Linked DNA regions of Homo sapiens: region 1 is linked to region 2. The links are chromatin loops, found by intact Hi-C in ENCODE. Cell type or tissue: K562. All regions are shown on one strand.

Region 1 (8,000 bases), 230 kb after region 2:
TTATAATGTAATTGTTATTTTCTTCAGGGGTTATTTAAAAGCTTAATTATAAAAAATTTTTTATGGGCCATATAGGTAGTAAATGTTAAATAACAAAATATAATTTGTATAACTTTTTTTTTTTTTGACAGAGTCTCGCTCTGTGGCCCAGGCTGGAGTACAGTGGCGCGACCTTGGCTCACTGCAAGCTCTGCCTCCCGGGTTCACATCATTCTCCTGCCTCAGCCTCCCAGTAGCTGGGACAATAGGCACCTGCCACAACGCCCGGCTAATTTTTTGTATTTTTAATAGAGACTGGGTTTCACTGTGTTAGCCAGGATGGTCTCAATCTCCTGACCTCGTGATCCGCCCGCCTCGGCCTCCCAAAGTGCTGAGATTACAGGCGTAAGTCACTGTGTGGGGCCTAACTTGTATAACTTTTCAAATAAAGGGGAAAAAGTGAATATTGTGAATGTAATGTAGAATAATTAAGTCAAGCTAATTAACATATTCATCACCTCATATATTTCCCAATTTTTGTGGTGAGAACATTTGAAATTTACTGTTAGTGATTTTTGAAATGTACATTATTTACTATATTCACCACACCGTGCAATGTATCTCAAAGTAACAAAAAAAGTATTTTTCCTGTCTAATTTGGGTCTTTTACACTTTGACCATCATTTCCCCATGACCCAAAATCCCCAGCCTCTGATAGGCACCATTCTACTCTCTGCTTCTTTGAGTTCAATTGTTTTAAATTTTACATATGAGTGAGAACATGCATCATTTGTGTTTCTGTGTATGGCTTATTTGCTTAGCATAATGTTCTCCTATTCCATCCATATTGTTTCTTTTTTTTTTCTTTTTCTTTTTCTTTTTTTTTTTAAGATGGAGTCTCACTCTGCTGCCCAGGCAGGAGTGCAATGGCACGATCTTGGCGCACTGCAACTTCCACCTCCTGGGTTCAAGCAATTCTCGTGCCTCAGCCTCCCGAGTAGCTGGGACTACAGGTGTGTACCACCATTCCTGTCTAATTTTTGTATTTTTAGTAGAGACAGGGTTTCGCCATGTTAGCCAGGCTGGTCTCAAACTCCTGACCTCAGGTGATCCACCCACCTTGGCCCCCCAAAGTGTTGGGATTATAGGTGTGATCCACCGTGCCCGGCCTCCATCTATGTTGTTTCAAATGACAACATTTCTTTCTTTTTAAAGGCTGACTAGTATTCCACTGTGTGTATACACCACATTTTCTTTACCCATTCATATGCTGAAGGACACTTAGGTTGATTCAATAACTTGGCTATTGTGAAGAATGCTGCAATGAACATGGGAGTGCAGATACCTCTTTGATATACTGACTTCAAGATTTGGGGGTAAATATCCAGAAGTGGAATTGCTGGATTATGTGGTAATTTTATTTTAGTTCTTTTAGCAAACTCCACATTGTTTTTCATAATGGCTGTGTTAATTTACATTCCCTTTAACAGCACGCACGTGTTCCCTTTTCTCCACATTCTCTCCAGTACTTGTCATCTTTTGCCTTTTTGATAGTAGCCATTTTGACAAATGTGAGGTGATATCTCATTTTGGTGTTAATTAGCATTTTCCTAATGATTAATAGTGTTGGGCATTTTTTCATATATGTGATGGTCATTTGCATTTCTTTTTTGAAGAAATGTGTATTCGGGTCCCTTGTAATTGGTGTATTTAAATTCTTTACTTTTCAGGTAATTATTAATTTTTTACTGATTAAATCTGCCATAGTATTTATTTACTTTTTTGGTTTTCTTTGGTTCCCATTCCCATGTTCTTTTCTCTTGACTTCCTGTGGTTTAACTTGAATACTTCTAGAGGTCCATTTTGGTTTGTTTACACTGTTTTTGAGTGTATCTCTTTGTATAGTTTTCAGAGTGGTTGCCTGAGTATTACACTAAGTATTACATGTGACTTATCACAGTCTATTGGTTTCAACATTTTACCACCTTAGTGGAATATGAAAACCTAACTTCCTTTTAGCTTCCTTTACCTTCCTCACTTCTAAATACTGTGTTGAATATGAGATGGTATATAGATTTCTTTGAATAATCAAATGTAATTCATAAAAATCGTGAGAAAAATGATAGTCTATTTTATGTACCTATATTTCTCTTCTTTACGTTTTTTCCTTCCTTCCTGAGACTCCACGTTTCTTTATTTTACCATTTTATTTCTCCTTGAAGCACTTCCCTTATTCAGTCTTTAAGGATAAGGTCCGTCAGCAACAATAACTTTTAAGATTTTTTTTTCCATTGTCTCATTTTAATTTTCAGAGGTTTAATTATGATATGTCTGGGCATGGATTTCTTTGAGTTTGTCCTGTCTGGGATTGACTCAGCTTCTAGGACCTGTAGGTTTATGTGTTTTGCCAAATTTGGAAAAATTTAAGCTGTTATTTCTTTGAATATTTCTTTTTGTCTTACTCTCTTTCTCCTCCTTCTATAACTCTGATGATCTAAATGTTGGATTTTTTCTTACTGCCCCATAGATTCCTGAGGTTCTGTTCATTTTTTTCTCTATTTTTTCTCTATTGTCAGATTACATACATTTTATTTTTCTGTCTTCAAATTTGCTGATTCTACTTTCTGTCATGTCCCACTCTATGAAGTCCATCAAGCGATTTCTTGATTTCTGTTATTGTTGTTTTAGTTCTGTAATTTCCACTTGATACTTTTTAATAATTTCTCTTTCTTTTCTAGGGTTTTCTTTTCTTTCCATTCATTTTAAGGAAATTTGTACTTGATTGTAAAAACATTTTATGACAGCTGGTTTAAAATCCTTCTCAGATAATTCCAACATCCAATTTATCTCAGGATTAGCATCAGTCGATAGTCTTTTCTCATTCAAATTGTAATTTTTTTGGTTCTTGGTATGACAGGTAATTTTTATTGTATCCTGGACATTTTGTGTATTTTGTGAAGAGATTCTAGGTCCTATTTAAATCTTTTAGTTTAACATGCAAGTCACTCTGTTTAGTTTTATCCTGCAGATCCTGGCATACTATCGTGGGCTGTGGTTCCAATGACAGTTTAATTTTTAAAGTCTTTGTGGTGTTATTTTGGTCTGCTTGGGTTTATCTGGTGCCACTGGAACTTCTATTAATCCCTACTGGTGCTGCCTAAGGGGTGGGAGAGGTTTCTCCACACTGGGGCACAGATGTCTCTTGGTGGGGGAAGGGAGTCTCCGGCTCATGAGGACAAAGAGGTTTCCCCGCTCTCATAGTGATAGGATCATGCCTGCCTGTGGGAGACAGAAAGCATTTCTCAGGCCAGGAGCTTGTTGTGGCAGGATCTCCCCTAATGGGCACTCCTGTTTTTCTGGTTGGTGGAGGGAAGTCTCAGGCCTGTGGAGGCAATGAAGCTTCGGCCAGGCTTGTTGTGGTAAGATGCCTCTTGCTGATGCTGCTGGGCCCCTCAGTATCTTTTGGTGGGGGAGGGGAGTCTAAGCACAGCAGAAAAGGGGAACACTTCTCCGGCCAGTTTATTGTTAGTGGGGCTCCCAACCAAACCGCTCTTACAATGGGACTAGAGGCTTACCTGGTGTTGTCAGAGGGTCTGTTCGAGCCATAGGAGGAATGACCTTACCTAGACTGCCTTCTGTTGCTTGTTTAGAGTCAGAAAATGTTGGGTCTGAGCCACCTTTTTCTGTTTGGTGGGGAATGTAAGACACCCTGCTGCTGTGTTTTTCCTCCAATTCTAGATCTCGAACGAGTTTACCTTCTTCTTCATGCTTTTTGCAGTTTTTCTTTGGTTGTCTCTTGTGCTATTCCAAGGGTTCATAATTTTACTGGGCAGAGAGGAGCAGAGAGAAATGGACCTATGCCATCTCATCTAGGACTTTTACCCAAAGTCTTAGGTAAACGTCTTATTCAAATGTAATGCATCTATAGAGAAGGAATATTCTATGCTATGGTTGAATTGTGGCTCCCAAAGAGATGTGTTCAAGTCCTGATCCCTTGAACCGCAGAATGTGACTTTATTTGGAAATAGGGTTGCTGACGTTGTAATGAATTAGATGAGGTCCTACTGCAGGACGGTGGGCCCTTAATCCAGTATGACTGGCGTCCTCACAAGAAGAGGATATTAGAACACAGAGATGCAGACACAGAGAGGGGGACATCAAGTGATCATGGAGGCAGAAATTGAAGTTTTGTAGCTGCAAGCTAAGGAATGCCAAGGGTTGCCAGTAAACCACCGGAGGATAGCAAGAGGCAAGGAAGCATTCTCCTCTACACGTTTCAGGGAGAACATAGCCCCACCAACCCTTGATTTCAGAATTCTAGCCTCCAGAATTGTGAAAACAATACACTTCTATGGTTTTAAGCCATCTAGTTGGTGGTATTTTGTTACAGCAGTACTAGGAAACTCATATACTCTATATTTTGAAAATCTCTCCCAGCCAGAGGAAATATGGCCTGATGGTGATGTCAAACAACTGGTGTGTCACAGAAGTGTCAAATATCTTCCTAGTCTATGACTAAAGTAAGTGCTACTAGCCATTATGTGTATCCTAAGTATTCAACTATTTCTAAAGGAGGGAGATAGGACAGAGTGGTTCCTACATGTTTCTTTTTATAACATATTCTATTTGAATACCTACCTACTGTGACGCACAGAGACAAAGCCTTCTCCGCTGCTTGGCAAACCTTGTATTCATCTCTTGTTGACTCCCTGTCCATTTTTCTCAGATTTTTTCTAAATTTCTAATTTTCTAAATTTCTCTCACACTCTGACTCTCTCCAGATGACCTGCCTTCCTACTCATTTTATGAAATGGGGGATTCATAAATGCATCCTCTCAACTCTCCTCCCATCATCTCCCAAGCAGTGTTCAAATCAGCATTATATCTCCTCCCACATATTTCCACAAACATTCATCTATGAAGATAAAACTCAGCTTCAGGACAGCCAGGTCTATCTGGGGAGAAAGTGTTGGGAAAGTACAAGCGGAAGTATATCATTTAGGTGTACTTCCTGGCATTTCTGGACCTTCAGCTTTTTCATCCATAAAAGGAGGATATGGGATTAGATTATCTTGAGATTTCCTTCCAACCCAATTTCAAAGATCACTTATTGTGATGGATAAATTTGAGAGACAGGCTGTTAGAAGAGAGCAGAAGATCTGTCCAAGAGAATGTGGCAAGTCATAGACCATCTCCTTCTATTAGTTATACTTTACTTTCTGGTGGGAAGTAATGGGCAAAGAAAGGAGTTAGGATGGAATGGGAAACCTTTGGAGAGTCAGTGCACATGATGTAAGGGAAGACGTGTCCAAAGTGAGATGCAAGAATCCTGGAGACTCAATAACAGCCAGTTTTGTAGTCATGCTCTATTCCAGCACCGTCATATAGAAATGTCATATGAGGCACAGAGATGAGCCATATACATGAAAATCAACAGATGAAATCCACATTAATAATATATCTGAGTTAACTCAATATACTCAAAATGCCATCATTTAATCATGTAATCAATATAAAAATTAATGAAATACTTCACTTTTTTTTTCTAAGTGTTTGGACTCCTGTGTGTATTTTTCACTTACATCACATCTCAGTTTGGCTTGTGACATTTGAAGTGCTCAGTAGGCATGTGTGGCTAGTTACTACCATATTTAATAATGTAGGTTTATACTACATACTATTGGTGACTTCTGGTTGTGTATATATTACTTTTTTCAATCATCACTAAACTGTTTGCAAATTATTCCTCTTCTTTTAGGTTTCTTCCTTGCTGTCCTTGTTGCTGGATATTCACCTTCATGTCTGCTATTAGAACTCCAAATTAGGGTTTACAAGGATAATAATGATGCCTCTTAATCCTTCCTTACCTAACCAAAATGATAATATAAAAGAAAGCATACTGCAAAGAAGCCTATAGGTTGTTTTTATTTTATCTTAGTTTTATTTTTAAGAAGAGTCTCCCTGTGTCACCAAGGCTGGAGTGCAGCAGCGTGATCACAGCTCACTTGCAACCTCAACCTCCCAGGCTCAATCGCTCCTCCCACCTCAGTCTCCCGAGTAGCACTGCTGGTGTGTGCCACCACACCCAGTTACTTTTTGTATTTTTTATAGAGACAGAGTCTTGTGTTGCCAAGGCTGGTTTTAAACTCCTCGCCTCAAGTGATCCACCTGCCTCAGCCTCCCAATGTGCTGGAATTACAGGCGTGAGCCGTCACTCCTGGCCAAAAACCTCTAAGTTGTTTAAAATGCTATTTAATGTATTTGTAGTGTTTGATGATTTGCCACGTGTTTTTGCTACAGTGCCTTATTTAATTTTCACAGTCATGCTGTGAGGTTTTCCCACCAGTGTTTCCACCTGCTTTCTAGGCATACCTAAGATGTCAATATGTCAAAAGCTAAAATCATAGTTCTTTATTTCTATGCTTGTTTTTCTTTCTGTATTCTTGATCTTAAAAAGAGTTGTATCATTATTTGCCACATTGGCCTATCTGGCAAACAATCTATACACCTACTGTACTTCTCCCCTCTCTCCTCTTTAAACCTGATATCTAATTAATATACCATCAAGTCCTACTGATTCTATCTTTCAAATATATCTTAATTGTATATGCTGCTTCTGCTTTTTTTAAAAAAATTCTCATTTTGATGTTTGAGTCTGTAACGTTTCATGCCTAAACAGCTGTCATATCCTTCTAACTGGTCTGTGGCTCAATGCCAGTCCCCTACTCAATCTTCTACAATCCCCTTTCTAAAACATAAATTTATCATGACACTTCCCACATGAAATTCTAATGACTCCCCATTGTCTAGACTCATGCCTCTCCAAGTTTAATGTGAGCTCAAACAATCTGGGCATTTTGTTAAAGTGCAGATTCTGACTCAATAGGTCTGGGCTCCAGATTCTGTATTTTGAACAAGTGATGACAACGCTGCTTGCCCACGGACCACACTTTGAGTAGTAGCGGTCTAGGGGATAAAGTTACAAACTCCTTGGAATTGCATTCACTAAGCTCTAAAGACCTGGCCTTTCTCTAGTTCTCAGCCTTAAAACCCGTTTTCCTTCATCTTCAATCAGCCTAAAGTATTTATCTACTCTGTAAACTCTCCAGTCTGAGATAGTCCTTCATTTTTAGCATTTGAAAAAAAGTTCACTTGAGCTAAAACCCCCCAATTTAAAATTCCAGTAACTTTTTGTCTACCCTCACAACCCCATCACTGAAGGCAGCTGAGACAGGACAGGCAACAAGCCCCAACCTCAGCATTCATTCTGCCCTCTTGTGGCTTCTGCTTTCAAATAAATCCAAGGTGAATTTTTTGCTGAGCCTTCATAATTCCATTTATTGCCGGTCCAATTCAGCATATGGTGGGTTGGAGTTGGGGATTGGGGAAGAACTACTCCAGATCCCCGAGGCTGACACTGGTGGATCTTGTTGAAGCTGCGTGATGGCTGGGATCCTTTTGGGGGCTATTCCAGACGGTTCTGTGATCGATGGTATCTCTCCTCTCTCCTTTCATGACCATGGCCCTTTAATGTCAGGCCGCCAATATTGTCCTGTTGTCTGGAATTTTCCTTAGTTTTGTTCAGTGCATAAACCTTCCTTCCTCTTACCAGTCAAGGTACCGGGGTCAAGTCCAATGTCCAGCTCTCAGTCTTTCCTCATCCACATACCCAGAGTGCTGCTACTTTTATGTGTTTCTTAGTTCCCATTCTACAAATCTTTGTAGAGCAACTGCTATGTGTCTGACTCTGTGCTAGGTACTGAGGATATAGCGATGAAGAAGGTAGTCATGACTCCTACACTTAACACAGCTTAAAGGCTGTGAGTGAGACAAACCACTTAAACAGGGAAACAGATGAATGTGTTAAAAAAAAAGAAAAGAAAAGAAAAGAAAGGTAGGGTGCTTTGGGAACCTGTAGCTTGCCCTGTTAGCCTGGAGTTCTGATAATTTAACTCACCCCAAGATATTGATATCTGATGATTACTTGCTGCATCACGGCTGCAGTAGCATTGCCATTTAAA
Region 2 (8,000 bases):
AACTAGGTGTATGGCAAATTTTGAAAATGCCTGAACAGCCCTACAATAGATTGTGAACACGCCCTGCCCCAGTGACCAGGTTGTACTAGTGTAATAAGGCTGGTCCCTGCCACAAGTCCCCCTTCTTTCCTTCCCCTGAATGTCACCTAGTGACATTCAAACACACCAATGAAATCCCCTCATGCCTTTTCCTTGTATATGCCTTCCTGACCCACTAAAGAGGCACAGTTTGTAGGTCCTCACTCTCTTCGCTCCCCAGTTACTTAGTGAGCCCGCTCACCTGGCCCTTTTCCCATGCGGCCTTCTGCACGATGTGCTGTGCTTTCCTTTCTAGGACCTGCAAGCATAACAGATCATTTAATTGCATATGCCTCTCATAGTATTTCCATGGCCTTACTGAAGTGATCCTTAAAGACCTCACAAGGGGGATTTACTCTCCAATTTACAACACACTGGGATTGGAAGAAAACGCTCTCAATTTGATGAAACTGTATAACAAACATGCTAATGATGAATATTGAAAGTTTCCCCTAAGACTAAGAATAATTCAAGGATAATTTCTATAACCACCTCTATAAAACATTATACTAGAAATTGCAGGCTTTGCAATGAGGAAAAAAAAGACTGAAAAAGGAAGAGATAAAACTGTGGTTATTCTTTGAAATCATAATGGTGTATGAGGAAAACCAAAATATCCTCCAGATAAATTATTAAAACTAATAAGTTAATAAAGCCACACCACTGGATATAAGATCAACATATAAAAGTCAATTGGAATTCTATATACCAACGACAAACATTTAGAAAATAAAATTCAGTAAATTATACCATTTATATTGGCATAAAAATATCAAATACTTTAAAATCCATTTTTAAAAGATATCCAAGACTTCTAAATGGGAAACTACAAAACTTTACTGAGAAAAAGCAGAAGAGATCAATACATGATCATAGATTGGGCGCCTCAATATTGTAAAATGTCAATTCTCCCTAAATTAGTATATAGATTCAATATACAGTAATCCCTATCAAAATCTCATAAGTCTTGGGTTTTTTTTTCTGGTGGAAATTAGTAAACTAATTCTAAGATATATGTGAAATAGCAATGAGCCAAGAATAATCAAGGCAAAATTGAAGGAGAAGAATATTAGAGGACTTAACACTACCAGTTACAGGATTATAAATCTACATTAATTAAAACAGTATGCTATTGACACAGGATAGACAAATAGATCACAAGAGCTCCAAAGAGAGTACAAAAACAGAAACACATATACCATCATTAATCATTAAAGGTGACACTGCATTGTGGTGAGAAAGGGCATTGTCCTGAATAAATGGTGGTAGGTTAACTGGATACCCATATTGTAAAAAATATTTTTGTACCTCACTTCACATGATACAGGAAAATCAATCCCAGGTGGGTTGCTGGTAAAAATGTAAAAGGTGAAACACGAAATCCTCAGAAAGATAACATATGGGAATATATTCATGATTTGGGGGTAAACAAAGTTTTCTTAAACAGGACACAAACAGCATTAACAATAGAGGAAAAAAGAAATAAGTAAACAATAAATGTTAAAAGGAGGTAATAAAGGAAAAGGTAAGAAATTAGATTATATTAAAATTAGGAACTTCTGTTCACCAAAAGACACCATTATGAGAGTGAAAAGTGGGAAACAATAATTGCATTACAGATGACTTACAAAGGAATCATATTCAGAATATATATTGAACTCCAATAAATCATTAAGAAAAAGATAACCCAGTATAAAATGGCCAAAAGACTTGGATATTCTCACACAAGAAGATACTCAAATGCAAACCAACATATAAAAAGTGCTCGACCTCATTATTTATCAGGAGAGTGTGAATTTAAAACACAATGAGATATCTATACACGTCCACCAGAATGGCTAAAATTAAAAATACTGCCAATACCTAGTATTGGAGAAGATGTGAAGAAACTGGAATTCTCATACACTGTTGGTGAAGTATAATCATTTTGACAGTTCTATAATATCTCCTAAAGCTGAATACACATATATTATTAACCAGCAACTTCACTCCCAAACCTAACAGAAATGTGTACACGTGGTCACCAAAAGACCTGTACAAAAATGTCCATAGCTGCTCTTTGCATAATAATGAAAAGCTGAAAACAATTAAAATGTTCATCAATAGTAGAACAGATTAAAACTTGTAATACAGTGCAATTCAAGTCAGAAATGATAGAGTCTTCCAAACATAATATTGAGCAAAATATGCCAGACACAAGAAAGTATATTCTATATTAGGCCATTATATACAGTTCAAAACTAAGCAAAATTAAACTCTGGTTTTAGAACTCCAGGGAGTTCAGTCTCTCCTTTGGGGACAGGCTGAAAGCCGGTGTGAAGAGAGTTTTTGCTTCTTGTCAGTATTGCATTTCATGATCTAAATGGTGATCATATAGGTGGATTTGTTTTGTGAAAATTTGTTAAGCTGTATGCTAATGATTTGTGTACATCTCTGTGTGTATGTTTCATTTTAATAAAAAGGTTTATTTAAGGTAATTTCTTTAAGAAATATCAATACTTTTTTTTCTACTTAGCATTCATAAGAATACAAACATGTGGCAGGGAACAGTGATGGGACCTACAGCTTACATCAGGGAAAATTTCAGACATAACATGGTGCTGTCACCCTGCATGTAGTATCTATATGAAATGGTATAAAAGAGGAGGCTAAAAGAAACAGCATTAAGTTTTCAGGATTTTCTGTAAATACGCTGCTTAGTATGTTATTCATTTTTTTTTCTTGGTGAAGAATAGCAGAAATTTTTTTCTTGTGTATAGTTGTAGATCAGCACCCCAAATCATGCAAGAAATCAGTTTTTTCTCTTCCCATTGGCTTCTAAAAAACTCAGCCCTAAATTTGTGTATACCCTTAGATCAGTAGTTTTAAAACTTTCTTTGCCATGGCCACAGAGAGAAATTTTATATCATGACCTAATGCACAAACACACACATAAATCTGAAAGTTACGTAAAGGATATAATACCCTTACTTTGTGCAATGCCCTCCGATATTCTGTTCTTGCCTTCACATCCTAATCCTTTCAAAATGATGGGCACTTACTAAGATGGTTTCCCAGGCCATTAATGTGTTGCAACGAAGTTTGAAAAACATTGTCTTCTAGACAATGGTACATATTAGGCATTCAATAAAATGTTATTGAATGAACAGTGGTATGCATTTTGTTAATTTGGCCTAAACTCCAATTTGTTGTTAGCCTTGTTTTCCTTTGCCTTCTCACCTTTTGTTCTTATTTAGGTCAACTTCTTATAGTGTATGCATCTTTAGAAATTGTCTTAATCTTTTCCAGAACAAGTCCTTAAAACACACTCTCAAAGTCACACAGTAAATCAGTCAGAGCAGAGACAGGAGAGAAAAGGTCATCCCAAGGCACCCAAGGTGCTGGGAATGAGAAGCTTAACACCTGTAGGACAGACACTTCCTGTCCCACCTCTGTAACAATGTCTGTAGTGCTAGACACATGAGAGCAGATGGTGACCGGGACTAAGTGCCTGGAGCTCACCTCTAACCTTACAGGGAACCCTATATACTCTTGCTTTCCATGAAGTTCTCTTGCATTTCCGACAGATGGGAGAGAGTGAGCCAGCTCATTCTGAGAAACACAAAGACACTTTTTGGAAGAGGAACAAAGGGTTCTGCAACTGACAATGAAGAATGGTGTGAGCATCTATGTGTATCACTGTGATAAAGAAGCTCATGGTCTTGAGTTTCCTTTATCTCTCTTTTGAGGGTGTAAAGTCTTTCTCAGGCCATTGACATTTTGTGTCAACAGAAAAGCTAGCAAACATGTTGGAAGGAACTAGTTCAGGCATGTGAGAATAAACCTTATCTTTCTAACACAGGAACAAATTTAACCTTAATAAAACTTTTATTTTAAAAACATTCCTGTTAGTACTATTAAACAAAACTTCCATACAAAAGTTCTTGGATCACTTTTGGGCAAGCTGCCATTCTGGCTTATCTTCAACAACCAAAGAAACGAAAACATGTTTTAGGCCAAGCACCATGGTCCAGTTCAGTAATGCTGTCCCTATGAGGATAGGGCTGTGAGCTAGAGAAGAGAGGTGAACGTGACTGGTCATTGCTTTAGCTAGAAAGGGTCAAAAATGACAAGGAATGTAACAGGGCTTAATGGACCAGAAGCCAAAAATGCAGTCTAAGATTTGCCTTCACAGATGTCTACAGGAACATTTGTTTTAGCAGTATGAAATCAGAAGCAGCCTGCAAATTTCAAACCGGGGTGGTTGGTTTTAAAAGGTCTTTGCGCAGCCATTCAAACTCAAACCTACAAACGCACAATGCAAGAATTCATCACAACAAAATATTAAATGTAAACAGCAGGATGAAAAACTATACACACAAAATATGAATTCAACCATATTTTAAGCATACACATATACTACATATCCATAGAAAAAGACTTGGAAGAAACACTCCAAAATATTAAGAAGAGCTATAAACACTGGCTAGTGAAATTAAGAATGAATATTCAATTTCTTTTTTATTCTTTTCCTTGTTTTTCAAATTCCCACTTTAGGTATAGATTGCTTTGATTGCTTGATAAATAAAGCTATTTTTAAAAATGTAATACTATATTTCTTTATAAACTCTAGTTTTTTCATTCATTGATTGACAAATATCTGGATAAAATTTTGTCGATTTTCTCTTTAATGACAACTTCAGGGGTTAAATTGCAATTCAACAAGGAGAGCAGGCAGACTGAACACAAGAGTGAATCACATGCAGAGTAAAAGTGAAACATGGATTCTTACCCCCCAAGTATATTTGCATAAAGAAAAACCAACTTACAAAAAAAAAACCTCTTGTCAGAAACACTCTTTGTCTTGTATATTTTTTTCATGTGGGATGTGTAGAATAGTTTAAAACTGTAGTCCATAAGTAACGCTAAAGGTTTAGATAGCCTACACACAGTCAGTGTAAATGTCACACAGCCATGAATTGCTTGGTGTAGAGTTTCACAGTTCTACAGCAACTCATGTCACCCAGCTGGCTACAGGCAAAACTGAGCAATAGACAAATCTCTATAGACATTTGACAAGGAAATGAAGGTCGCACAAAGAAATGAGGCTGTGTATTCAAGCTAGGACCATAGACAATTCACTGTGAATTAGCAAGCACAGAAGCATACAAGTCAAATAAAGTGTCTTCATTTTTCATGTGGTTTCTAGTTACTTTGTCACTTTCCTGAACTGTGCAGGTCAGTGTGGATATCACCAAAGGCTCAGTGTTGCATTGCCAGGTGCAGGAAGGAAAAAGGCAGGTTAATCTGTTTTATCATTTATTTCTCTGACTTTATATATTAGGCGATTCCATATGATAAAAACAAAACAAAGCAAACAAAGGAAAGAAAACTCCTATAAAACTTTGTATTAATAAGCCCCTTAATTTTAAAAAATAGGTTTGTTTTTTATCTCTTAATCTAAATAATGCAATATTTAATAAAGCACATATGCATAGCAAATTTTAAACACTAAGATGAGGGCAAGTCATCTCAATCTCTTGCTAAGCATTGCTAAAATTAAAAAAATCTTAGGAGGATACTAAGTACATCATTTACAATATGGTAGTCTTGTGCCCTGATTTCAATTAAATGCTTCTATTAAGAATTTTAAAGGTTGCATAGTATTCCATGGGGTATATGTGCCACATTTTCTTTATCCAGTCTATCACTGATGGACATTTAGGTTGGTTCCATGTCTTTGCTATTGTGAACAGTGAGGCCATTATCCTTGGTAAACTAACACAGGAACAGAAAGCCAAACACTGCGTGTTCTCACTTATAAGTAGGAGCTAAATGATGAAAATACATGGACACATAAAGGGGAGCAACACACACTAGGGCCTTTTGGGTGGAGGATAGGAGGAGGGAGAGGATCAGAAAAAATAACTAATGAGTAGTAGGCTTAATACCTGGGTGATGAAATAATCTATACAACAAACCCCCATCACACAAATTTACCTATGTAACAAATCTGAACTTGTACCCTTGAACTTAAGATAAAAGTTAAAAAAAAGTTAAAGGAACTTCAAATGCTATCACAAATTGGACAGAAATATGTTTACTTTGGAAGAACACACAAAGCATAATGAGTGACTAGGATCTCACCATTGGGTTTTCTTGTCTATATTGGGAAAGCAAACTTTTTCAACATCTTAGAGTGTCTGCCAATCTTAGGCTAAGACATTGGCTACTGAATTTGGAACTGACACTTGGGCTACTGAGAGTACACACTGGAGGAAGGAGAAGGAAATCCGAATGGAAGGGTAGGAGGGGATGAGTTTCGGCTCTGTCTGGATTTCCACTCTCAAATAAAGGATTACTGTGTCAACTCATGAGTAAAAGTGAAGAGCAAACTTCTAAGTTAATTAAAAGAACTTGGTTTGGAAACAAGATTTTGAATCCCCCAAGGCTGTGAAGACTTTCCTTTCCATCCATCCTCCAATGAGGAGCTCACAGAAGGCTCAAGATAAAAAAGTGGATTTCTCCATAAATCCACATTGATACAGATAAATAAACACATGAGTAAACAAACAAACAAACAGAGGAGAAGGGAAAACTCTTCCTCAAGGCAGAATGGATATTAAAACTAGAGGTGAAAATTTAAGGAGGAAAAGACATTTGTATGGTCTCAAGGTATTTAATTTCACATAACATATATTAATTACAAAGAAGAAAATAGTAACTTTCCAATGAGAAAACCCAACAGACAGCACCTTAACCAAGTGATTAAAACTAACATCCTCAATAATGGAGTAAAGTGGCATCATGTGCTTCCTGATATGATGCACTGAGAAGGACATGAGATCATTAATGTGGTGTTTCCTTCCAAAGGCACATCACCTGAACATATCTTTGAGGAAATATTAGAAATACACACTGGAGACATTCTACAAAATAATTGGCTTGTATCCTCCAAAAATACCAAGGTCAGGAAACACAAAGAAAGGCTGAGGAAATGTTTCTGTATAATAAAGGAGCCTAATGAGACATGACGACCAAATGCAGCATGATATCCTGGAATGGATCCTAATTGGGAAAAAGAATTGTTACCAAAGACATGATTGGACAATGGACAAAATTTGAACAGAGGATGTCAATTCAATAATAGTATGTATCAATGTTGAATTTCCTGGGTTTGATAACCAGCCTGTAGTTATGTAAGAGGCTGTGCTTGTTCTTAGGAAATACACAACGAAACACTTAGGAATGAGGGCATAAAAGACAGTAAGGTGGCTGACAGAGACTTAGTAGTATAAAAAACCACAATTTTTCTACACTGTAATTCCTTCCTGGCTATACCAGAGAGATGCCAGTGAGGTCACGCCAAATGGGCAGTGAGGCTCAGTGCATTCACCTGAAGGCAGAAAGGGTGTACACAAGGTATACGTATATTAGTAAAAACACATGGCAGGGTCATCTGTGGGTCTGGAGGAGTTTCTATAATCTTAGCACTTGTATATCAGAGTCTGGCTTATCATGGAAACTCCTACAAATTAGCTATATGAAAAATACCTTCATTCTATTCCAATGGTTCCCCAAGTCTTAACTCATTCTGGCAACAACTCTAAAGTCCAGAGTCTCATCTAAATATCATCTAAATCAGATATGAGTGAGACTTGAGGTATGATTCATCCTGAGGCAGAATTCTTCTCCAGCTGTGAACCTGTGAAACCAGACAAATTATGTGCTTCCAAAATTCAATGGTGAGAAAGACACAGCATAGACATTCCCATTCCAAACAGAACTAGGAAAAAAGGAGAGGGTGAAGGATCTTGAGCAAGTCCAAATCTAGCAAGACAAATTTAATCAGACTTTAGGATTGAGAATAATCCTCTTTGGTTTGATGCTCTGCCCTTCTGGTCCACTGGTGTGGTGGTGGTCCAGCCCCCAAAACTCCAGGT

The links. Hi-C counts contacts between places; a loop is a spot of excess contacts. Peaks named below come from ENCODE experiments on the same cell type or tissue, not always from the same donor. Only the 100,000 strongest peaks of a DNase experiment are listed, where the experiment ranks them.
Region 1: it touches region 2 in a loop (2.9-fold over the local background); 5 of 110 quality-filtered maps call a loop at or near these places.

The regions. Positions count from the first base shown.
Region 1 is chr3:24,575,936-24,583,935 of GRCh38, forward strand. No RefSeq gene overlaps it. Among named protein-coding and RNA genes, the nearest start is that of THRB, 85 kb to the left of the region's middle. In K562, a CTCF peak has its summit at 7,255 (motif pointing left); DNase peaks (open chromatin) are centred at 3,326 and 7,226.
Region 2 is chr3:24,348,278-24,356,277 of GRCh38, forward strand. All of the region lies in intron 1 of THRB (thyroid hormone receptor beta), which reads right to left. Among named protein-coding and RNA genes, the nearest start is that of THRB-AS1, 140 kb to the right of the region's middle. RefSeq lists an enhancer at 3,839-3,983 and a cis regulatory region at 3,902-3,919. In K562, no CTCF peak of the experiment used is centred here; DNase peaks (open chromatin) are centred at 3,704 and 4,114.